3 separate regions of the Homo sapiens genome follow, and regions 2 and 3 are each linked to region 1. The links are chromatin loops, found by intact Hi-C in ENCODE. Cell type or tissue: dorsolateral prefrontal cortex. All regions are shown on one strand.

Region 1 (8,000 bases):
TCATGATTTACCAATACTGGTTATTGCCTAGATTTTATCCATGGACTCTCCATTGGCATCATTAGTGATGAGAGCTGGAAGCTTGAGCACACCCTGCCATAAAGTTGTTTGTAACAGAAGACATAGTTTGTACTTTGTTTTCTCTGTTTCAGTTTTGGTTTCCACCTCTAATTTGATATATACCAGTTATTAATCTGGTTGATTTGCTACAAATGAAAAGTTTAAAAAATTAATGACAATCTATACAAAACTCACATAAAACCATTTGAGTCTCCCACTAGATGGCACAGGAAGAATATGGCATATCACCTAATTCTCAGGCTAGGCTAGATAGAAAATGTCTATTCCTATGATCACATGACTCTGACTACTTTCTCTTAAAAGTAAATATAAATAACATCTCTGTAATTTTATTTTTTCTTTAACAATAATTTATCTTAAAGTAGACAGAAAAATGCATGTGGTTTAAAATTCATAGTAAATAGGAGAATATTATAAAAGTTTCTTAAGGCCAGGTGCAGTGGCTCATGCCTGTAATCTCAGCACTTTGGGGGTCCGAGGCAGGCGGACCATGAGGTCAGGAGATTGAGACCATCCTGGGCAACATGGTGAAACCTTGTCTCTACTAAAACTACAAAAATTAGCTGGGCGTGGTATGCTCCTGTAGTCCCAGCTACTTGGGAGGCTGAGGGAGGAGAATCGCTTGAACCCGGGAGGTGGAGGTTGCAGTGAGCCGAGGTCGTGCCACTGCACTCCAGCCTGGCAACAGAGTGAGACTCTGTCTCAAAAAAAAAAGTTTCTCAAACCATTTTTAACAGATTAAAACAATTCTTTTTTTATCAAACTATTTTTTTCATTAATTCTTAGTAGTCAATAGTTCTGTTATTGTGACCCTGGAAGACAAGGCACTGTCATCTGTCTCCTACAGATTTTAGAGCAATTAAAAGTGAAGCAATCCATATTCATTGATTAAGAGGGAACTATCATGTAACCTGGGTAAGTCAGTCCATATCACTTTAAGAACGCTAAACAGTATTGCTCAAGGTTAAAAAAAAAAAAAAAGGAGAGAGAGAGAGATCTAACACCATTCTTTAACGCCTGGCCACTAAACTAATGACCATCAATGACAGAACCTGCTTAATCCCCATATAATTATCCAATATATTGAATCCTAATTTTTTTTGCTCTTCACCCCAACCTTGCCCAAGTGCCAGTGTAGCTCTACTTTAAGAATATCAATAGAATGTGATTTTTCACAAGCTGCCATAAGTAAATGGTGGTAAGCCAGAGTTATAATCTGAAAATGCAGCTAGTTTTTTGGGGGGCACATTAGGACTCAAACTTCCTAAAACTCCTACTCCTGAGTTACCTGGAGAAAAGCTACAGCAGATGGGCATCCAGTGCTTGGAAGGGCTGCTTGGTCCTCAATACAGGGCCCAGTAAATATATCTTTCAATTAAACTCCAACCTTTGATGTAACTGGTATCGTGGTGCCACAAGGATTCTGTTCAATATATATTTACTGAATACCTTCTTTGTGCAACACTCTGTGCTGGACCCTGGGCTAGCTTAAACAACCTGATTTGATTCATGGTGGGCAGCAGATAAGAAGGCAGAATTAGTTCACCCTCATAATGGTCTTTTACTGCAGCAATGGCCAATAAACCACCGAGTTTGCAACACCAGAACCCTAAGGGCACACTTAGCTTGAATCAGAGTGTCTCCTGGCAATCATAACTGATATTCAATCAGAGTTCCCACTGAGTATAGATGTACTACTTGACTCCATTCCAATAAGTGCAGCAAGCTGGAGCAGAAAAACTAATCTTTGCTGGGTCTCTCAACGCATGATTTTTCCTACATTGTGCAACCCTTATATGCCTTTCGTCATTCATTCCTATCAGAATCTCCTAGAGTGCTTATTTTAATGCAGATTCCCAGGCCCAATGTAGATCACTGTATCACATCTCTGTGATACAGGAGGCCATAGTGAAAACACAAATGAACCTGTTGCCAGCCATCCATGAGACCACCACGGATGCCCCACACATCGCCAGGGTGATTTGAGGGCCTCAAGATGTGAGTTCCTTAGCATGGTTGGGGGCCAGAGACGCCACAGTTTGAGCTTTGGCATTAATGTGCTCTTCCTTTCTGTTGCTTATCTTAGGTAGGAACCAGTTGACAAGTGTCCTCTCCCAGCACAAGGAACTGACTCTGGGCACTGAGTATAGATTTTACTTAAAAAAATGTACAATTTTACTTACAGAAAGTTACTCAGCTGGGATGTTTCACTTCATCATTAAGGTTTTCTTGTTTTCTTCCTTCCTTCCCTTCCTTCCTTCCTTCCGTCCTTCCTTCCTTCCTTCTTTCCTCCCCTCTCCCTCCCTCCCTCTCTCTTCTTTCTTTTTCTTTCTTTCTTTCTCTTTCCTTCTTCTTTTTCTTTCTTCTTTCCTTTCTTTCTTCCTTCCTCCCTCCCTCCCTGCTTGCTTGCTTTCTTTCTCTCTCTCTCTTTCTTTCTTTCTTTTTTTTGTAAGAAACAGGGGTCTCTCTCCCCAGGCTGGAGTGAAGTGGCACACAATCATAGCTCACTGTGGCCTCAAACTCCTGGACTCAAGAGATCTTCATGCAGTCTTCCCAGTAACTGGGATTACAGGCACGTGCTACTGCACCCAGCTTTCACCGTATAAGTTAATTGTTAACTTCACATAAGTTTTAATACCTGCAAAAATTATGTGACTCTTCCAGATTCCAATCTTTTCTAATTTGCTAAAGCATACAGCCATCAGAAGTCAACATGCAGAGAAGCACTAACACGGAGTCTCTGCATGTCTTGATAAATGTTGCTTTGATGCAGAATTCAGTTTGGGCAACTTGTGTAGAAGGATGGTCAGAAAGTAATTTTCTGTTTGTTGGGGTGTGTGTCTGTGTGTGTGTGTGTATGTATGTATGTATGTATGTATATGTATATGTGTATGTAAAGAACACAGGTTCTGCAATTAGTCCAGTGTTGTTGTTCTGGGAATTTAAATGTTTTCATTCTCAAAGCAGTTCTGCTGAGTAGAAATTTTCACGTTACCCCATTATACAGACTGAAAACCTGAAGCTTGAGTAGTTTGCCCAAGGTCACATAGCAAGGAAGATCACAAGGCAAAGGAAGATCTTGAACCCTCTAAAGTTCACGATGTTTCCATTATGTCATGCTTGTAAAAAACATGAAAAGAAATGTTTATAATAAAAGATATTAAGTGATAAAACTTCCTTAACAATTTTCTCCTTTGCAATATCAGAAACCTCCAGCAGGCTGTACCCCTGAATCAGTTTTCTAATTGAAGCCATTAAACAATGATTTTCTCAGTGCTTCGGTTGTCGTTGGGTTTTTTGGTATATTATTTTAAATTAAATCTACAACAATAATTTACAAACTTTCACAGGTACAACTGAAAGTCAAAAGAAAATATTGTTTTTGATGCATTGTTTTTAGGTACTTAACTGATTTCTTACGTTAAAATACTGCCCTATTACAATTGGTTGTGAAAATTACTGATGCTTCCACAGCTAGGAATAGAGTTTTATTTCATTCTACTATTGTCAAAATCTACGCTTCTTCATTGCAGGCTACCACATAGACTTAACCTGATTTGCAGAAGTGTGATTAGTTTATCAATATGTCTTCAAGTGTAGCCAAGGCACAATTATTTTAGAATTACCTAAGACAGTTGTTGTGAAAGCATGATCCTCAACCAGCATCATCAACATCAGCAGAGTTCTTGTTAGGTAAATTCTCAGGCCCTACTCCAGACCTACTGTAACAGAAACTCTGGGAGTGGGATCCAGCAATCTGTGTTTTAACAAGTCCTCAGGGTAATTCTGATGCACACCAGTGGATAAGACCCACTGACCCAGGATATTTATTAGAAGTATAAATTTCTGATCCTCACCCATATCATATCAGAATCTCTGGGGCCTAGGAAACTATTTTTTACAAATATCAAGATGATTCTTAGGCACATAGAAGTTTGAGAACCACACTGGTCCATGTGGTATGATTTGAGGAGACAAGGAAGGATCCTTCTCTGAACATTTCTCTCCATTTCTTGATCAAAAGTCAGTTAATTTTGTAGAATTAAGCAAGAACGTCCTTATTAATTTTTAAGTTCATTAATTCACAAATATTTTAGGATGATTTATTTTATTAAACAGGTATTTCACTCTCAGGGGAGAACAGAAGAGTGGACAATTAAAAGGGAGGGACATTACAAACACAGACTACAAAGGCCTAATTTACATATTTTACCTTACAGTCACCCAAGATCTGATTTGCATATATTTCACCTCTTTCATTAGGGAGTGTATCATAATTTTACTATAACATGTTGAGTCTAACATCCTTTGGCCAAACCTTTCCCCTTCCAAAGAAGACCTTGTAAAATCTACTTGGCAGTAATCAAGCAATATGCATAGAGTGTAGGTAATAATGTATTGTAGCATTTATTTGTTGTGTGTGGGGTTTTTTTTAGTGTAAATAGAATCTGTATATTCAAGACATGAGTCTCATAGGATAAATAATCTCATTACTTTGCAATATCACTTAAACTTTTTTCAAACAGTATACATCCAGCTTATTGACCAGACTAGACACCAGATAATTTCCTATTGCTTTAAAATAAATACAGATACAACATGGATGAGCCTTGAAAACATGACACTAAGTGAGAGAAACCAGACACGGAAGGACACATGTTGTAAATTCCATTTATGATAAATATAAAAAATAGGCAAATCCAGAGAGGTAGAAAGCAAAGCAGTGGTTAGCAGGGGCTAGGAGGGATACTGTGAAGTGACTACTGCTTAATGAGTGAGTATGAGGTTTTCTTTGGGGGTGATGAAAATGTTGAGGAACTAAATCATGGTGATGGTTGCACAACATTGTGAATGTACTAAATGCCTCTGAATTGTGCACTTTAAAATGGTTAAATTGGTACATTTTATATTGTATTTTGTGTATTGTGTATTTTACCACAATTTTTACAAAACATACATACACAAAATAGAAAATAAAATAGAATAAAATTAAATCTCCTTTCAAATAATGAAGATTGATAGTAGTCAGGATATAGAAAATAATGTGCCTCAGGAATTCTAAAAGATACGCCCCAAAATATTCCAAGAAGTGACACTAAAGTGGGGGATATGTCAGGTTACAATTTTTGAAAGCCAACACTCACTTTAGATATATGCTTTATGTTGCCAGAAAAACAAAGCAACAGCAACAACCCCCCGCCACACACAAAGACACACACACACACACACACACACACACACGCACATGCCAAAAAACAAAACCAAATAAAGCCAAAGATCACTTAAAATCAGACAACCAACCACAGAGCTGCATACATAATTGTGATTGACATATTCACAGTCAGGCCAGTCAGAGTCCCAAGAGATCAACTGGGAGGCGGGGCTTCTGCAGCAGCAGTGCCTGGTTAGGGTCTCACACATCACCACAGAAAGACATGGATTGGGGTCTGTGACTTACCCATATAGCTTGACACCCCCAAAAGCCACCAAGCCCCCAGAGTAGATATGGGTCTCTCCTATGAAGTAATCTAAGATTGGGGATTCATTTTTATACTTGCATTAATTTAATGACTCTCAGTGTCTATATCACTATACATAAAGGCTATTGTTCTCATTTTACTCCTTCAGAGAAGGAGATATGTACAGCTATGATCTCAATTCTTGCCCGTTTCTATTTTCCTTCCCACTATCTAGAAATCAAACTGCCCTCCTAAAAATTCATCATATCCCAACGGGTTAGGTAAAAAACTTTGTGTCCGAAAGCTTCCATAGAAATCCTGGAGATGGTTATGAGCTGCTTTAAAATGAGATAAAATGGTATCTGCTTTGCCTTCTGAAGGGCTGCTCTTTGTGTGGGTGCTTTTGTGAAATTCTGTGTCACCCACGCTACCCATTACAATGCTCACAACATTCACATATTTGATCCGGAGGAAATGTAGCTGGCACTGTTTTTATTCCTGTTACCTCCTGTCTTGAAGCAAAATGCCAGTGCTTCATGCAGCGTGGAGTGGTAAACATCAGCTGGGGAGAAGCCTTTATTTAGGGAATTTATCACAAAATGGCTTTCTGAAGATTAATACTGAGAAAGTGGAAGCACGGTTTAGTAAGTATAGCATTGGTGCAAGCAGATATTTCCAATAGGCAGTTTCCAGTGCATACATGAACATCATCTCTACTGTGGTCTCCTATCTTTGTGTATAACACACAGGTTATTCCGCTTTGTATGCCCACCAATGTATGCATTCATAAAACAGATCTTTATACTATTAAGGAGACACAATATAGGCCGAGGATTTAATATAGTACTCATAAAATTTGAATTTTTTGAAACCTGCCAAATGGATAAGATGTTTGCTCTATATTAGTGACTATCATTTTGATGTGAAACGTACTTTAATGAATACCTGACAAAGAAACCTTTTAAAGAAATGATTATCTTTGACATGAATATATTCAGCTCGTGTTTATGCAGTGAAATCTTAACTAGCTAGTAAAAATGGCACAATATTACGACGAGTATAGAAAATACTACATAAAGAAAATATAAAGGCTGCCTGAAGAGTTAATGACTAATTCTGTTATCTGAATTGGTGCTTCAGTGACGATTGCTCTGAGAAAAGCTTATGTTTAAGGTATTGTGGGTGCAATCTGTACATCTGAATTACACCCAGGGCCTTATTAATGCTATGTGTGAAATTATGGAAATTACCAAAGCAAAAAAGCTTTATGTTTGCATTCTGCTTTCAGATATAAGGCAAGGTAATTATATTTAATAACCCAGTGACTACATTTTATATCTTAAAATTATAAAGTAAGAAAAAAATGGAAAGTGCTTGCATGTGAATGTAATCATACCTTAAAATGATGACCTCAATCTTAAGCAATGCACTTTTATCTTTAGATAACATGTTAAAGCAAAGGCAAATAACTATTCTATCATACAGTGGTCTAATTGTGTTCAGAGAAGAAGAATGACAAATATACAGCAAATGGTTATGAGACGTAGTTTATAATGACAACTTATTTATTATTAACCTGATGAAAAGAAGGCTTAATTGTGAATTTGTGAGCCTTCACAACTAAACAAAAGATCAGTAAGCAAGCAATTCATGTATTGTTCTCCATTTCCACTGAAGACAGCAGCTTAAATTAGTTAAACAAAAGAACATTCTTAACAATATGGCTAAGAATAATAAAAGTAGGAAACACTTCTTGGAGATTTTGGCCATAGAGGGCATGAATCTATAGGTAAAGATTTCTCAGGTGGCTGAAGAATAATTATATACTTCTTGCTGATCATGTGATTCTATGAAAACCTATTGTCTAAATTAATGCAGTAGTGTTTTGTTCCCAGTGAGGGATAATGTCTTTTGCATTTAATGTAAATTCAGTGTTGTCAGCATTGAACTTCACTAATTTAGAAAGTTCCCACTGGTCATTAAGAAAACCCAAATGAGGAACTCTATGTTCTTTGTGACTGCTAGTCAATGATGGAATGGGGTGTTGGGGAGAAACTAGGGGATGTAGATAAAAGGATTGGAAAATGGATAAGAATTAGTGAATAAAATTAAAATAATTTTAATTTTTAAAAGTTAATTAATTAAAAAAATTAAGGACAGTGATTCTCAATCCTGGCTGCAATTAGAATCATGTAGGGATTTTTTTTTTTTAATATCAATCTCCGGTTTTGAAATACCAGTACTGGCCTAGGGTGGATCCCTGGCATAGGTCTTTTTCCAGCCATGTTTGAGAACTGCTATTCTAGGACTTTTAAGGATCTGCAGTGCTCCTAAAATTAAGCAGAGTATGATGGTTAAAAAAACAACTCTACACCAACTATTGCTGCAGAGTATTTTTTTAACATAAGATCCAAATAAATGTTATCAACTGCCCATCAATCCATGGATCTATGAGTGGTG
Region 2 (8,000 bases), 460 kb after region 1:
TTTTGTTTTGTTTTGTTTTGTTTTTGAGACAGAGTCTCGCTCTGTTGCCCAGGCTGCAGTGCAGTGGCACGATCTTGACTCACTGCAACCTCCGCCTCCCAGGTTCAAGCGATTCTCCTGCCTTAGCCCCCCTAGTAGCTGGGATTACAGGCACGCGCTACCACACCTAGCTAATTTTTGTATTTTTAGTAGAGACCAGGTTTCGCCATGTTGGCCAGGCTGGTCTCGAACTCCTGACCTCAGGTAATCCACCCGCCTTGGCCTCCCAAAGTGCTGGGATTACAGGCGTGAGCCACCATGCCCAGCCTCCATCCTCATTTTAAGAGTTGCTGATAATGAAAAATTATGGCATCAATTTAAGTTATGCTTTCCTTAAGCAATGTTAAAAGAACAATTTTCTTTGGTCACTTGAATTTAACTCCTTTGATATGAATTATTACTCTCATTTGCATTGAGCAAAGCCTACCACTGTCACTTTAGAGGAAAAGGGCAAGTTTAAATATCTATTGGTAAAGTTGGCAAATATTTAAATTAATTTAAACATGGATAATTTACTATATTTTAAATATTTAGTTGGTTAAAAATAAAAACAAATGAGCAAATAACACACACTCTCCATCCCCCCCCAAAAAAGGAGAAAGAAAAGCAATGTAAAGAGGAAGAAGGAAAAGGAAAATAAATTCTGACATTTTCCATTATGGTAACTCATCTTGTCAAATTATTTTATAGGTATTTAATATTCTATTTCTTTAATTTTTTTATATATAACTGACCAAGTTTTAGGGCCAAATAAATTTTTTTTTCTTTTTTGAATGGGGTTGAGAGTCATTTTTTAAAAAGCTACAAATAAGGAGCCAGGTGTGGTGGCTCACGCCTGTAATCCCAGCACTTTGGGAGGCCAAGGCGGGTGGATCACGAGGTCAGGAGATCGAGACCATCCTGGCTAACACTGTGAAACCCCATCTCTACTAAAAATACAAAAAATTAGCCTGGTGTGGTAGCGGGCACCTGTAATCCCAGCTACTCGGGAGGCTGAGGCAGGAGAATCGCTTGAACCTGGGAGGCAGAGGTTGCTGTGAGCCGAGATCACACCACTGCACTCTAGCCTGGGCAACAGAGTGAGGCTCTGTCTCAAAAAAAAAAAAAAAAAAAAAAGCTACTAATAAGGTATTCAAATTTGCATGCCTGTCTTGCCTATAATTATTTAATCAGGCACATGGAAGAGGTAACAAATAAATCTATAATATGAAAGAAATTAGGCTGGGTGCAGCAGCTCACACCTGTAGTCCCAGCATTTTGGGAGGCTGAGGCAGGAGGATGTCATGAGCCCAGGAGTTTGAGACCAACCTGGGCAACATAGTGGGACCCCATCTCTACAATTTTAAAAATTAGCTGGGATGGTGGCACGTGCCTGTAGTCCCAGACACTCGGGAGGCTGGGGTGGGAGGATTCCTTGAGCCTGAGAGGTGGAGACTGCATAAGCCATGATCACACCACTGTACTCCAGCCTGGATGACAGAGTGTGACCTTTTCTCAAGAAAAAAAGAAAAAAAAGAAAGAGAAATTATTAGGTACAATATTTTGCTGTGGATTACTAGTTACAGTAATCTGCATTAGTCATCCATTAATAAAATGCTCTTATCACATTCAAGAAATTGAATTAACATTACATACCACATAAAAAAGACTAAACATGCAAAAATATGTTTGCTAAATTTGATCAGCAGAAGCTTGACCAGAAAAAAATATAAAAGTTTCAGATTTCCTAAATGAGTGGCCTCATCATATTAATAAAATCAGTTTCCATATATGAACATTTTATGTACAGGAGTCCTAATAAGTTTTATCAACTATTCATTCCAACAATAGTCATTTCCCACCTGCATTTCCCAAACTCACCTTTTTTGTTGTTGTTGACTATTTTAAAATTTTATCATTTTTGTCTATTTGAAATATCTCCTTTCTCTTAGAAATTCTGATCCAGGAAGTCTCAAGTTGCAATCTGGGAATCTTTTAAACCACTATTATACTCTACCCACTCCCCGACTTGCCTACTACCCTGAGGAATTTTACAATCAGACAAGTTTGAGAAACAGTACCCAACATCAATCACAGGAGACGGGAAGCAGAACTTTTATTTTTTTAATTTTAACTTAATTTTTATTTTTTGAGATGAAGTCTTGCTTTGTCGCCCAGGCTGGAGTGCAGTGGCGCGATCTGGGCTCACTGCAACCTCTGATTCCTAGGTTCCAGGGATCCTCCAGCCTCAGCCTCCTGAATAGCTGGGACTACAGGTGCTTGCTACCACGCCTGGCTAATTTTTGTATTTTTACTAGAGACGGGGTTTCACCATGTTGGCCAGGCTGGTCTCGAACTCCTAACCTCAAGTGATCCACCTGCCTTGGCCTCCCAAAGTGCAGGGATAACAGGCGTGAGCCACCACGCCAGCCAGAGCCTTTATTTCTAAGCTCTCAGCCAAACACATTAACATAGTTTTATTAACTTCATTACAAGATTCAAAGTATTTTAACAAGAACATTCATAAGGACTCACATCGGGAAAAAGTGCTTATATACACCATCCTCACCTTTAAAAAATGAAGATGACGTTTGTTTTCATTGATCACTTTATATAACATAATTATCTTTTAAGCAATTTCTGTATAACATGAAATAGAATGAGACATTTTCTAACTGTTATTAGAGACAGAATTAAAAAGCAAAATAAATATATAATAACCTTTATAACTTTTGTCTCACAGGCCTTCTATGTCAAACAAGAAATTATCTTTTCATTTTTTTCAGGACTATAACAAGGAAAGCTATAATTTAAATCTATAATAAGGTATATCATTTTAAAGGGCATTAGTCAAAGCTGCAATTTCCAAGCAAGCGGTGGTTTAGTCCAAAAGCTTGAAAAGTGGTAGCTTATTCTACACAAAAAGTACAGTGTAACTCTATGTATTTGACATAATTCTCTTCATGACTAAGCTGACTTCAAAAGTAGTATAAAAATCCATAAAAACTTAAAAATAAAGTAGGCTCTACATAAGAATGGAAACAAATATCTGTATTGAAAAAATGAATTCTTCCATTGCCTTTATTTTTTCCCTTATGTTCTCTATTTTAAAAGGTAAGAATGAGATCACTTAGCTAATTCACCAATCAAGAGTAGTTCAGTGGATTACTTTCATCCTTATACTATTATCAAGTTGAGCAGGGCTGATCCTTATCAACTTTTCTGGCTTCAAAGCTAGGAATCAGTGTAAAAGGGCTAAAAAATCTTTTACTCAACAGATGGGATCCACTTAAGTGGTCTGTCCATACTTTTAACCCACTGTTCTTTTGAAGTGAACACCATCATACAGTGGGCAAACTTCTGCTTATTCAACACTTTAAAAATACCTTTAAAATGAGAAATCTCCAAAAAACAAGCCGTGGTTTCTTATAAGTGTTTTTCACAGATGTACTAAAGTAAGCGTTTCCTTTCACACTCTTTGCGCCTAACCGTCTACATGATAGGGCCAAACCCAGGTTAAATATTTTTTTCCAGCTACCACTCTGGACACACCAACTAATTATGCACACCTCACAAAACCACCTTTCAAAATGCAGAGAGAATTAACAGCAAGGAAGTAAAGATTTTTCTAAATATAGTCCCATCATATTTATTTCACACTCATCAAGTAGGTCACTGGAGGTAGCTGGCAGCTAGGGACACTCAGATGCATCTCTCAAAGCCAAGGCTGAGACCAAGGGGTCACTGACAGCTGCGCCATCTACCTGTTGCAGCTGGGCCACTGCTCTGGACAACTGTCAGATCAGCTTCTTCGTCCTACAAATACTAATGACTGGATTTTTAAAATCGTTGTTTGCCACCCTTTCTTCCCGCCCCCCAACCCCATCGGGCCGCTCGGGCAGGGCCAAGGGCGCCGCGGGACTCACGAGCTCCCCTCCGCGCTGGCTGCAGCGGCGATGCCGGGCATGCCTGGCCGGGCCCGGCCGGGGGCGGCCTCGCTGCCGGGGCAGGGACCTCGCAGGCCGGCGCGCAGAGGCGAGGAACCCTCCCGGCGCCATCGACTCACCTACCCGCGGAGAGGCGACGGCGCGCGCCGCTCACCAGCCCGGGCCCCAGATCCAAGGAGGAGGGGCAGCGGCGCGGGGACCCTGTGGTGGGTGTCGTAAGGAGGAAAACGTGTTACCTAAGCCGGGGATGAGGACAGAGCAGGAGGCAGCAGCCTTTCCCTCGAGAAACGGAAGCGGCGGGGAGCAGGAGGAGGAGGAGGCGCGGCCCGGGCGCGAGGTTAGGCGAGGGGCGCTGGGCGTGCGGCCGCAGGCGCGGCCAGAGGACGAGGGTTGGGGAGGACGGCGGAGGTCACGCGAGCGAAGGCGAAGCCCCGGCGACGCACGGCCCCGCTTGGCTCGGCACCGGATCCGAGCTTGGCCTCAGCCAGGCCGCCGCCCCCGGCTTTCCCGCGGGACCGCGGCGTGGAAACGCGCGCTGCCGCCTCGGGGCTCCCGGGACGCGCGGGCCCCCCACGCCTGCCCGAGCCGGGCGTCCGCGACGTCACAAGTGGAGCGCGATGATTCAGAGGGAGGGCCAGGAAGGGAAGGGCTCTGGGGTCAGCTTGGCCACGGCTGCTGTTTCCTTGTCGCCGCCCACGAATTCACTTTTAAATCTTCCTCCTCCATTCATCTGTACTCTCATAGGGGACTGCGGGTTTGACAGATGGGTTGGCAGCTGTGAAGATGGACTTCCTGCCAGTGGTATCCGGGTCCCACTGTTCTAATGGAAATGTCAGGTGTACTGGATGTTCCTCAAGACACAGCAGTGTCTCTGGGCCTTGCCTCTTAAGGAGTGGGCCTCGGGCCACCTGGACAGGAAGCGCATCAAGGGTGGGGAACTTATCTCTCTCCAGCCTTTGGTGCTGTGATACTCAGTGTACCTTAAGGATGGTTTGGGTTGAACCTAGGTAGGAATGGGTGTTGGTGGGCGGGGTGGGGGTGGGGGGAATAGAAACCTTAAAAGGGCAACACAAAGTTTTGAATAGAAGAGGCCAAGCAGCCTCGCCCAGAAGCTGATGTTTGTGAATGTACTGGGCCTTCTAAAGCGGCGCTTCACACACCTTTTCACTTCTTGGCACAGGTAGGAAAGGATGATATTACAAGGGTCAAAATGGGGGTAAACAGAAGAGGCTGCTCCTGCAGAAGGCTTCCTGCAGAAGCCCTTGCACTTGGAGGGCTGGGAAGACCCATGCTGTATCTGCATCCCTGTCATTCGTTTCACGGCATCCAGTTGGGAAGCTCTGCTTAAAGCTTTGTCTGGCACGTTTTCTTAGCTACATTTTTCCACTCCAGCTGAGACTGCCTCACTGAGTTGTCAACACTTGGTCTTCTTCAGCAGTGAGGAACCAACAAGACAGGAGGCTGGGTCAATACTCAACTTGGCAAACTCCAGGAAATGGTGCTTAAAACGTTTGGCTTCTTGAATGGAATTCATGGTACTGCTCCCAGCCTGCACCTGGGTTCTCCAACTTGAGACAATTTCTCCCCGCATCCCCCCACCCTTCCCTGGCTTTCACTCACTAGCAAGTGGGCTGCTTCTACTTTCTTTCTCACATTCATTTCTTAGGTCCATTCTCAGAGCGGTTAGGATTACTGTTTAATTAGCCTCATAATCATATCTATGATGGCAAAATCAAGAAACAATTTAAACATGATTCTTAAAAGTAAGGAGATAAATACCAGAGACATAGAAGGTGAAAGAATTTGCCTCTAGGAAGCAGGAATTTAAATTTGGGGAAGACAGGGTGGAGCAAGGGATATAAATCTAGTCCATTTTTCTTTTCTTTTCTTTTCTTTTTTTTTTATTTTTAAGATAGAGTCTCACTCTGTCGCCCAGGCTGGAGTGCAGTGGCATGATCTTGGCTCACTGCAACCTCTGCCTCCTTCGTTCAAGCGATTCTCCCACCTCAGCCTCCCTAGTAACTGGGATTACAAGTGACTGCCACTATGCCCAGCTAATTTTGTATTTTTAGTAGAGACGAGGTTTCACCATGTTGGCCAGGCTGGTCTCGAACTCCTGACCTCAGGGGATCCGCCCAGCTCAGCCTCCCAAAGTGCTAGGATTCCAGGCGTGAGCCACTGCACCTGGCGGAATCTAGTCCATTTTCCACTTTGCTACCACACATCTGCAGGGTTTCTTGCTTGCTTAAAAGCTTTCATTGGCTCCCAATCTCTGATAATATCAAGAGCAAGTTCCTGAACAACTCATTCAAGACCCATCACCCCTCGCATCTGTCAACTCTGCCCCTTGAATATTACACCTCATTTTACTACACCACATCTAGTTCCCTGAATATGCAAACAGATTTCATACATTTGCACCTTTATACATGTTATTGCTTTTGCCTGGGAGAGTATTCTCTTGCTGCTATAATAATAGCTAATGACACTGTGCTAAGTACTTTCTGTGATTTATAACTGTTAATTCTTACATCAACCCTATGGTAAATGTTACTGTTATCTCCATTTTATAAACAAGAAAACTAAGACTTAAAGAGTTTAAGTGATTTGCAGAAATATGTAGTATTTGGTGAGGCTAAATTTGAACCCAGCAATCTGACTCCAGGACTAACATAATATTACCTATTCATCCTTCTAAAATGTTTCCCAGACACTAAATTTGAACAGGATTAAAAGATTTAAATGTTTTTAAGTCTTAAAAGGGCAAGGAGAAAATACAAGTGAATTGCTTTTAATCTCAAACTAAGCATGAAACAACGGCTGAAATTACAAAGGAAAAGTGACAGATCTGACTGTTGAACTTTTAACTTCTTTTATCCAAAAAAAAACCCCATAGAATAAAATTTAAAAACAAGTAAAAATTACAAAAAATTTGCAATATACATGACAGATAAGCATAACATTAAAGAGAACTTAGAAAGAAAAAATAGCCTACTAAAAATGAGCAAAATGCAAATTCGTCATCATGAGAGAAAAATGTAAATGGCCAAACATTTTTAAGAGAAGTAAAAACTTAAAACGATAATGCACCATCAAATTGAGAATAAAATAATACTCAGAGCTAGTAATTTGGGCCAGTGACCCTTGGAGTAGGATGTATAGCAACTAAAGAAACTCATACATTACTGAGAAGGGTGTAAATTGGCTCAACGATTCTGGAGAGCAATTTGACAGAATGTAGTGAAAGCGTCAAAAATGTTCACACACTTTGACTTAAAAATTACATTCCTGGAAATTTATAATACAAACATTTTCTATAAAAGGTCAGATGGCAAATACTTTGGGCTTTGAAGGCCACATATGTCTCTGTGGCTTTTCTTTTGTGTGTGTGTTTAAAAAAAAAAAAAACTGCCCCCCCTCCCCCCACCCTTGTTAGGCCATTCTTGCATTACTATAAAGAAATACCTGAGGCTGGTTAATTTATATGAAAAGAGGTTTAACTGGCTCATGGTTCTGCAGGCTGTACAGGAAGCATAATGCCATCTGCTTCTGGGGGGGCCTCAGGAAGCTTCCAATCATGCTGGAAGGTGATGGGGAGCAGATGTCTCACATGGTGAGAACGGGAGCAAGAAGGAGTTGGGGGGGAGGAGCCACATAAACAATGAGATCCCTGTGAGCTCAGAGTGAGAGCACACTTATCACCAAGGAGATGGCCCAAGCTATTCATGAGGGATCCGCCCCTATGATCCAAACACCTCCCACCAGGCTCCACCTCCAACACTGGAGATTATATCTCAACATGAAATTTGAATGGGACATCCAAACTGTATCACCCCCAAAATGTAAAGTCTCATCACAGTACATTTGGTAATGGCCAAAAGAGAAACCAAACTAAATGTCCGAGAATAAAAATTAGTTACAACTAGATACACGGAGGCAAGTTTTTAAAAAGTGTTAAAATTTTAAAATGTTGCAGAATGGTATCTATTGGATAAAATAGTATTTATGATTTATTAAGTGGAAAATACAGTTTAC
Region 3 (8,000 bases), 120 kb after region 1:
CTTATATGTGATATTCAGAGCAGTGTATTTGTGGTATTTTGCCAAGGAGATAATAGTCAAAATGCACAGATATGAATCACTACCATGCTATATAAGAGAGTAGGACAAGAAAGCTGCTATATAAAATTGGTTACAAAATGCCCTGATTCACAATGTAAAAATCAGTAGGTAAAATATATTAATTCACAGAATAAACATGATAAACACACTATTTTTCTGAGTGCATATAAACCAAATCAAAAGTAACTACAACTTCATTTCATTTGAACTTGTTACTAAATTGACAAAATTTAAATAAGCATATCTGAGGTAAAAAATGTATTTTTCATCCTAACATGAAAAAAACAAAACTTAGCAGTACTAAATTTGATCAAAAGCAACTTATTACAAAGAAGCTGTTCAATAGGAATAAAAGTTTACAGTGCTTTCTAAAAGATGATGTTTGCAGAAAGCATTTTAAAATTTTAATTTCAGTATACAGACAAAATTAAATAACTTAATGGCAAAAGCACCTGAAGCCACATATTCATTTAATAGTTTTTCAATAAATATGAATTTAAAAGATTTAACAATAATTACAATGTTGACTATTAATATTTTATTGAGAACTAGTATTATTTTATCTCAGAGTTGCATTACACACAGCCATGGTCAACATGGCTGGTTTTCCTGATTATCAAACTGTTTAAGTTTTCTTGAGCAGAGAATCTGTCTCACTTCCTACAAAACTACAAGAATAAATAAGTAGCACCATATCAGATTCCGTTCATAAACTGAATCAAACCAAGTTGTTATTGCTCTCATGTTGATACAGCTGTGGCTCAGATGACGTTTTAAAAAACAAACGGAAATAAAAAGTCAGGCCTCAGATACTTAAAACTGAAGCTAGTTGAAGTAGTCATTTATTTTTTAACCTTCAGATACTATCATGGAGTAATAACTGGGAGTTTATGTTACCTGTGAACTAAGAGCTGCAAGTTCTTCACTCTTAGCTCTAGCCTGCTGGAAGAGTGTTTGCACAGAATCCTGGAAATCTGGAAACCCATCCTGTGGGTCAAATAAGAAGTCCTTTATATTTAGAGTTTGTAAATAATAAAATATTATCAAAAACTTGAAAATAAAGCAAACTCTTAATCTCACTACCTGAATAATCATGATTAAGATTTTAATGGTTATAAAATATTTCATTTCAGCCTTTTATGAAACATACATTATTTTCTACAGCTGTAACCTCAGTAGAAACATAAATAAGATGAAAAATGTCATCATTCCTATTGTTTTACACTGGAAAGAAGGCTTTATGATCATTGATAATAACGGTTATATAACATTTCACCTAGGCTGGGTGCAGTGGCTCACGCCTGTAATCCCAGCACTTTGGGAGGCCAAGGTGGGCAGATCACCTGAGGTCAGGAGTTCGAGACCAGCCTGTCCAATATGGTAAAGCCCCATCTCTACTAAAAAAAAAAAAAAAAAAAAAAAAAAAATTAGCTGGGAGTGGTAGCACACGCCAGAAATCACAGCTACTAGGGAGGCTGGGCAGCTACTTGGGAGGCTGAAGCATGAGAATCGCTTGAACCCAGGAGGCGGAGGTTGCAGTGAGCCGAGACTGCACCACTGCACTCCAGCCTGGGTGACAAAGGGTGATAAAGTGAGATTCTGTCTCAAAAAAACAAAAACAAAAACAAAACACATAAAAAACATTTAACCTAGTGGGGGGTTTGATTAGCCACTATCCTCGCATTGGACATTTTTTATTCTTTTCCTAATTTTTGGTTTTATGAAAAACACTGCAAAAATATTTTCATGGAGATAGCATTTTCGATAGCTTAGATTATCTACTACAAAAGATTCCCAGAAGCAGAATTACTGCAGAGATGATATTTTTGTGCCTTATGTACTTTCGCTAAACCTATAGAGGGCCTTTACTAGTTTATCATACCACAAGCAATACATGACAATTTCCTTGTCAGCACTAAGAATTCTTGTTTTCTTAATTTATGCCAATTTATCTATACTTTTGATACTCAAAAATCATTTAATTTTTATATGCCTGTTTTATATGCTATAGTTGTACATACTTTTATTTTGTGATTTCAACTGTTGCTATAAAGTTTAGAGAAATTCTGCTTCAGAAATTTGGTTCAGTACTTAAATCTACCCTCTAATTTTTCTAAAAGTTTGATTTGTTTTTTAAATTTAACCCTCTGACCTATCTGAAATTAATTTTGTTACATGAAATGTGGCTAACGATCCAAACTAAATGTTCTTTAAAGTGCTAACCGATAATCCCAACCTGAATTGCTCAAGGATTCCTTCATGTTGGCTTGCGATTTCACCTTTATCATAACCTATGACAGGAAATGGAGCTTTGGAATTCGAAAGGCCTGTCACCACTCACTAGCTATGTGACCACCGGATGAGTAACTTAACCTTTCTGAACTTCAGTTTCCTCACAGGAAAATTGAGGATAGGAGAACCTATCTATTAGGATTGTTGTGAGGACCAAATGAGATAAAGCAAGTGAGATAATGCCTTCAGCATGTAATAATTACTAAATAAGTAAGTATATCAATACATACTAAATTCCCATAATAAATAGGGCCTATCTGGGGGCACTGGATAAAACTTCAACTTAAATTACTTCCATTTTATACTTGGTATTCCACCTACTTTTTTCAAGGTTTTCTTTTTTTGACTGTTTATTGCTCATGATCATTATAACTACAAAATATCATGACAGCATGGTTTTAGTAACTTTAGTGAAACCTCCTAAAGGACTCCTCACAGAAATTAGCATTTACAATTAAACTCCAAAACATTATTTCTCCCCTTCTTTGATAAGCTATATATTTGCAGCAGAGGGCAAATCCTTAAAAACCAAAGTTCTTACAATACACAGCAGAAAAAGATGGAATAATGTAATAATAACAAAATATTTTACCTTATTTGGGATATAAGATAGTGGTTCAAAAATTTTCCCCCATCAGGGTCTTTTCAATAAATTATTTCTCCACTGCAGATTTCTTTCAAATATTTTATCTATCAAAATACATTCCCCAAGTAATAACTAATTTGCTATTTTTAAAATTCAAAGACATGATATAGAGCCAAGAGCTAATAAACTTAACGTCTTAAGATGGTCCTATGTAGCTTTATCATGGGCCAGTATGTAATTAGCACTTTTGAAGTGTTGAAAATAGCCACTCTTCTAGGTTTCCATGTTGGCTCACAGATGTGTATGGAACATAATCATAAAATAAGCTAAAATGAACTTCATATAAGTGTATACAGTCCAAGCTAAATCCAAAGTTCCCTTTTTCTTAGCCATTCCAGTTTTCTTATAAATAAGTTTTCTATTTAGACTGAAAAATCCAACTTTCTCTTTAGCAAACCCCCACCCCACTGGAACTGCTTAAGTTCTCAAGTTCAGTGAGGTAAGCTAGTAGAAGAGTTAGAACAACTTCAATATAAGCGGTTATCATTTTCCAGGGGTCTACAATATACCAGTCCCTATGTTCTATATTTTATGTTCATTATTTCATTTAATCTTCATCACAGACAAGACTGGGTTTCCTTTTTTTTACAGCTACAACGCTAGCTTCAAAGCCTATGCTCAGTCCATAAATTCAGAGTTACTACCTTTATGAAACTCACAAAAACACAGGCATTTCTATAAACAGAAATTATAGCTCTGTTTTTCATAAGCTGGACGGGCTTTAACTATATGACTTGCAGAGTTCAAAACCCAACTCTACTACTTATTTGCTGTGATACTGGGTAGATTATTTCATCTCTCTGTGTCTATTTTCTCATCTATAAAATGGGGATAACAATAGTACTTAACTTGCAGAATCATTTTAAGGAAGCAGAAAATTCATGAAAAATACTTAACACAGTGCCTGGCCCATAGGAATTACTTGATAAATGTTTGTTACTGATATCTGTTAAGTTCATCCAAAAAGCCACCAGATTTAATCAGAGTAAAGCATCATACTGGGGAAAAAAGAGAAATTTTATGGACAATTACAAAGTACAGACATCTTAGAGAAGGAAGAACTCAACATTTAATACTAAAATCAACCAGAGAATATTAAGCACATTCGTGGGGAACTATCTCAGTGAAAAGAACACTGGAAATCTAGAAACATGTGTTTATACATTCAACAAAAATGTCGCATCCACCCAGCTGATTCATACACTGTACTCAATATGGGAATACAACGTCAAACAAGATGGCCATGCCTCAGGCGCTCCTGACAACACAGTCCAGGGAGGGAAATGGACGGAGACCCAGAGCACAGCAGAGGGCGCTGTGGCAGAGCAGGCATCCCAGAGGCCAGGGTGTCTAGGCTGAGAGTTCCAAAAGAAAGCAGCTGGTACAGATGCCTGGAGGCAAAAAGAACAGGGCACACTCTGGGAAGCCGGAAAATATTCAATATACACTGAAAAAGAGGGAGTGGTGAGGGAAGGTGGAAACACAGGGCCAGATTCTGTAAGCCCTTGTAAGCTATGTTAAGAATTTTAGATCTTATCTTAAATACAAAGAGAAGCCATTGAAAGTCTCAGGGAAGAGACTGATCGGATTTGCATTTCAGAAAGCCCATCACATGTGAATGTGATGGGGAGAATGTACGCGGAGGAGGGGAGTTCAGGGTGGTGACAGGGACACTGGTTAGAGGGCTGCTGGTGAAGGCCCAGCCCTGGACAGTGGCAGGTGCCGCAGAAATAAGGCAACTGAGAGTTTGGTTATGACATTCTCTAGAATAAGGAACTCAAGATCACGAGGTCTGGGAGGGGCCAGAACACTGATGAATTCGGTTGAGCTCATTTGCTAGTGAGACCTCCGTGTGTAGATAAGCCAGGTAAGCAGGGGCAGTGAGTTTGGAGCTTGGGGTAAAATCAAGGCTGGAGACCCAGATTAGAGGGTTATCAGTTCATCAGCAGAATCTGAGTGGAGTGCACCAATCAGAATCCCCATGAGCCCCAATGCCTCAATACTGTTTCTGGAAGAACTTGCAGGAGAAAGGTATGATCTAGGCATTTCACATTAGGAACCAGCTGTGTGATCTCAGGCAAAAAAGTAAACCTCATTATTTCCAGTGATCCAAATTTTTAAATTAGGATTACACCACCTGTGTATCTGCCCACTGGAAGTTTGTGGGGATTAAATAAAGTAACGCAAATAAGTGAACCTTGGAAAAGTACACATTGCCATACAAATACCTGGTGGCACTAAAGTCAGGATTATTCAACCATGAGAATACTGAAAAAGCTGGATGGGGGAACCTCAAACTCTACATGTGAAAGTTGCTAGAAAATGGACACTATTCCACCATTAATAAAGATAAATAAAAGCCTAAAATAAGTAATAAATAACAATTATCCAAAGTAATCAGTGATCTCTCTGCAACTGAGCACATTAGTCATTATTTACTCCTACAGTCTTGACAGTTCACTGTGGATGGAAAAACTACAAAATCGAGTAGCTATCACTGCATGTCACATAAAGTAGATTTAAGGTCCCCAAAATATATGACTTAGAAATAAAAGTAAGAACATTCCCAAGAAACTGGTCTCTTTCACATTATGTGTGGTGCACAATTTCGTTATGTCTCGTAAGCTTGTTTCCCAGGCACCAGCTAGCTGCACCATACTATGAGCAATCTATCTCCATGTCATATTTTTGGCTGATGCCATTAATCACAGTGTTTCCTTGCTGACGAGACTCTGGGTCTGATCACTGAGAAAATAAAAGCTATGGGACGGAGGCTGGTGCATGACCTAATTACTCTCATCCCATTGGTCTCCATCCCCATGCCTCCTCATCCTTTCTGCCGAACACTAGCAAGCTGCTTTAAAGCCACTGCTTAGCTGTCTCTAGATGACTTGTTACAGCAGATGTTCTCAACCCCACATGTGCATTTTCCTTTTTTCTAATCACACTTTCTGTATGAATAGCATATTGTAATGCTTCTGTTTTTTCTGATCCAGAGGGGAAGAGTCTACGTCAAATTAGACCAGCTTTCTTTTCAACAAGCTTAGTAGCAGCGTAGGTGGATATTCTGAACCTCTTTCCTCCCCCTTCCTTGCTCTCCCACCCCCACCTTGCTGGAACTGCTAGCAGATGTTTCCTTTAGGTCTTTCTTCTTCAAGCCCCAGTTCTCTGACTTCCTGGGCTCTATTAACAAACCTCATTTCTTTCATCCACTTATCTCTGAATGCTTTGCACCTCTGACTCCCACAGGGTCAAGAATGCTGTCATTTCCCATCTCTGCCCAGTCTCCAGCAATTTCAGCGAATGAAGAAAACTCAAATGAGAAATAGCACTCAGTCCAGTTAGTCAGCTGCCATCACCAGGTCTGAGACTGTAGCTTTATATATCCTTCCTCCCTTCTAAGATGTTACTTATAACATTGGAGTTAATAACAAATTTGTTCATGGAACTGAATGTGTTCTTAATGAAAAAGAAAGGTTACCAATTGAATTCACTTTTAACTAACATTTAAAAAAATTTAGGAGAAGACAAGAGAGCCAGGGACTTTGGCTCTTGATTTTTCATCCCCTTGAATGAGCTGTCAAGCCACCTTAAATATGTTCTTTCATAGGTAGGACATAAGGAAATCAAACTAATTTTTCTGATTTACTCTGTGTATCTTCCCAACACAAGGTTTTTACTCATAAACAATCAGCATATCAAATGAAAATTTCTTATATTTAAATATTTTGTAATTTACATTGTTAAATTTTCTACTCAAAACTTGTAACTGTTTACTACATAACATTTCTTGGATTAGAAAATAATAACTGCCACCATCCACCCTTTTCAAAGACTACCAGTCCTGCACACATTTCGCCCTTCACACGGTACTAGGAGGAAAGGTATAACCCCAATAGTGTTTTTTTCACAGGTAAGATGCTTTGTGAATAATCATTAGCACCTAGGAAGGTGGTACTGCTTTGACATTCAGGAATCAGACATAGATAGGAAGCCCCGGCTCTGCTACTGGATAGCAGTTTGGCAACACAGGTGAAGATACTGAGCCTGTCTGGGTCTCTCCTTGGCTGTAAAATGGAAATCATAAAGCCTCCACATAGGTTAGACAAGAATGTTTGTGATAATGAATTCCAAATGTCTAGTAGGGACTGACACAAAATAAAAGCAATACAAAGTAGCGATTTTTACAATTGCCCCAGAATGAGAAGATTTAATTAGATCTAATTCAAAAGATAAGTAAGAATAAACAAAATCTATTTTCATTTCAGCTGAAAGTGGACTCACAGAGGGCTGTGTTCCAGTGGACATGTTATTCATTCCGTCTAAGCAGAAGGATTCCAACCTCACTTACTAACTAGCTGAAGAAACGTTTCCCTAGAGATTTCATTCCAAATGGTAGGTTCCTTAAGGCACACCTAAGCTAGCAGGCGATCTTTTTCTCCATGTCCATCTCATATATTCTAGGAATTAAAGTTCAAAATCTGTTTTTTAATGTTTAACATACCCTGTAAGGAGGAACACTATTTAAGGACAACAGATTATCTTGATTACTTCTATGCAATGTGTATACTGCTATTTTTTTTTTAAATCAAATAAGTAACTATCCTTTAAGGGGGAACAACCTACTACATAAATAAGAGCTTTCCAGGTAGAAAAATCAGACAAGTCAATGAATTATAACTTCATTCCACCCAAGCCTTCATGTATAGATCAGGAAAACACAGTATTTAGGAACGAAAGATCTTACTGAGCTTGAACACAGCACTACTTGTATTAGTGTACCCTAATGCATTAATAATGACAAGCAAAAAAATGTTTCTCTTTCCTTTACATGTCAAATTATTTTGATGTTATTTTATTTTATCTGCTCAACATTACATTTCTTTTTGTTCCCTGTAAAAATTATGTTTTTAAGATGGAAAAAGCCAGCAATGTGGCACATATGCTTATTGTTATAAAGGATTTTAGAACACTTAAAGATTTGAAAAAAGAGAAAAACTTG

Evidence for each region. Peaks named below come from ENCODE experiments on the same cell type or tissue, not always from the same donor. Only the 100,000 strongest peaks of a DNase experiment are listed, where the experiment ranks them.
Region 2: it touches region 1 in a loop (3-fold over the local background); 13 of 110 quality-filtered maps call a loop at or near these places.
Region 3: it touches region 1 in a loop (2.4-fold over the local background); 3 of 110 quality-filtered maps call a loop at or near these places.

What each region holds. Positions count from the first base shown.
Region 1 is chr2:190,799,711-190,807,710 of GRCh38, reverse strand. No RefSeq gene overlaps it. Among named protein-coding and RNA genes, the nearest start is that of GLS, 77 kb to the left of the region's middle. In dorsolateral prefrontal cortex, a CTCF peak has its summit at 3,313; no DNase peak of the experiment used is centred here; H3K27ac peaks cover 1,247 bases.
Region 2 is chr2:190,340,163-190,348,162 of GRCh38, reverse strand. INPP1 (inositol polyphosphate-1-phosphatase) reads right to left here and starts at 4,574. Exons shown (of 7, transcript NM_001128928.2): 1 at 4,202-4,574. LOC124906109 (serine/arginine repetitive matrix protein 1) reads left to right here and starts at 3,114. Exons shown (of 1, transcript XM_047446773.1): 1 at 3,114-8,000. The coding sequence starts at 3,847. The coding sequence ends at 4,725. RefSeq lists silencers at 3,879-4,208, 4,279-4,588. In dorsolateral prefrontal cortex, a CTCF peak has its summit at 3,797; DNase peaks (open chromatin) are centred at 3,782, 4,082 and 4,362; H3K4me3 peaks cover 2,788 bases; H3K27ac peaks cover 4,707 bases.
Region 3 is chr2:190,676,785-190,684,784 of GRCh38, reverse strand. NAB1 (NGFI-A binding protein 1) reads right to left here. Exons shown (of 10, transcript NM_005966.4): 7 at 958-1,047. Among named protein-coding and RNA genes, the nearest start is that of NAB1, 32 kb to the right of the region's middle. RefSeq lists an enhancer at 5,998-6,047. In dorsolateral prefrontal cortex, a CTCF peak has its summit at 4,296 (motif pointing right); a DNase peak (open chromatin) is centred at 4,274; H3K4me3 peaks cover 881 bases; H3K27ac peaks cover 4,755 bases.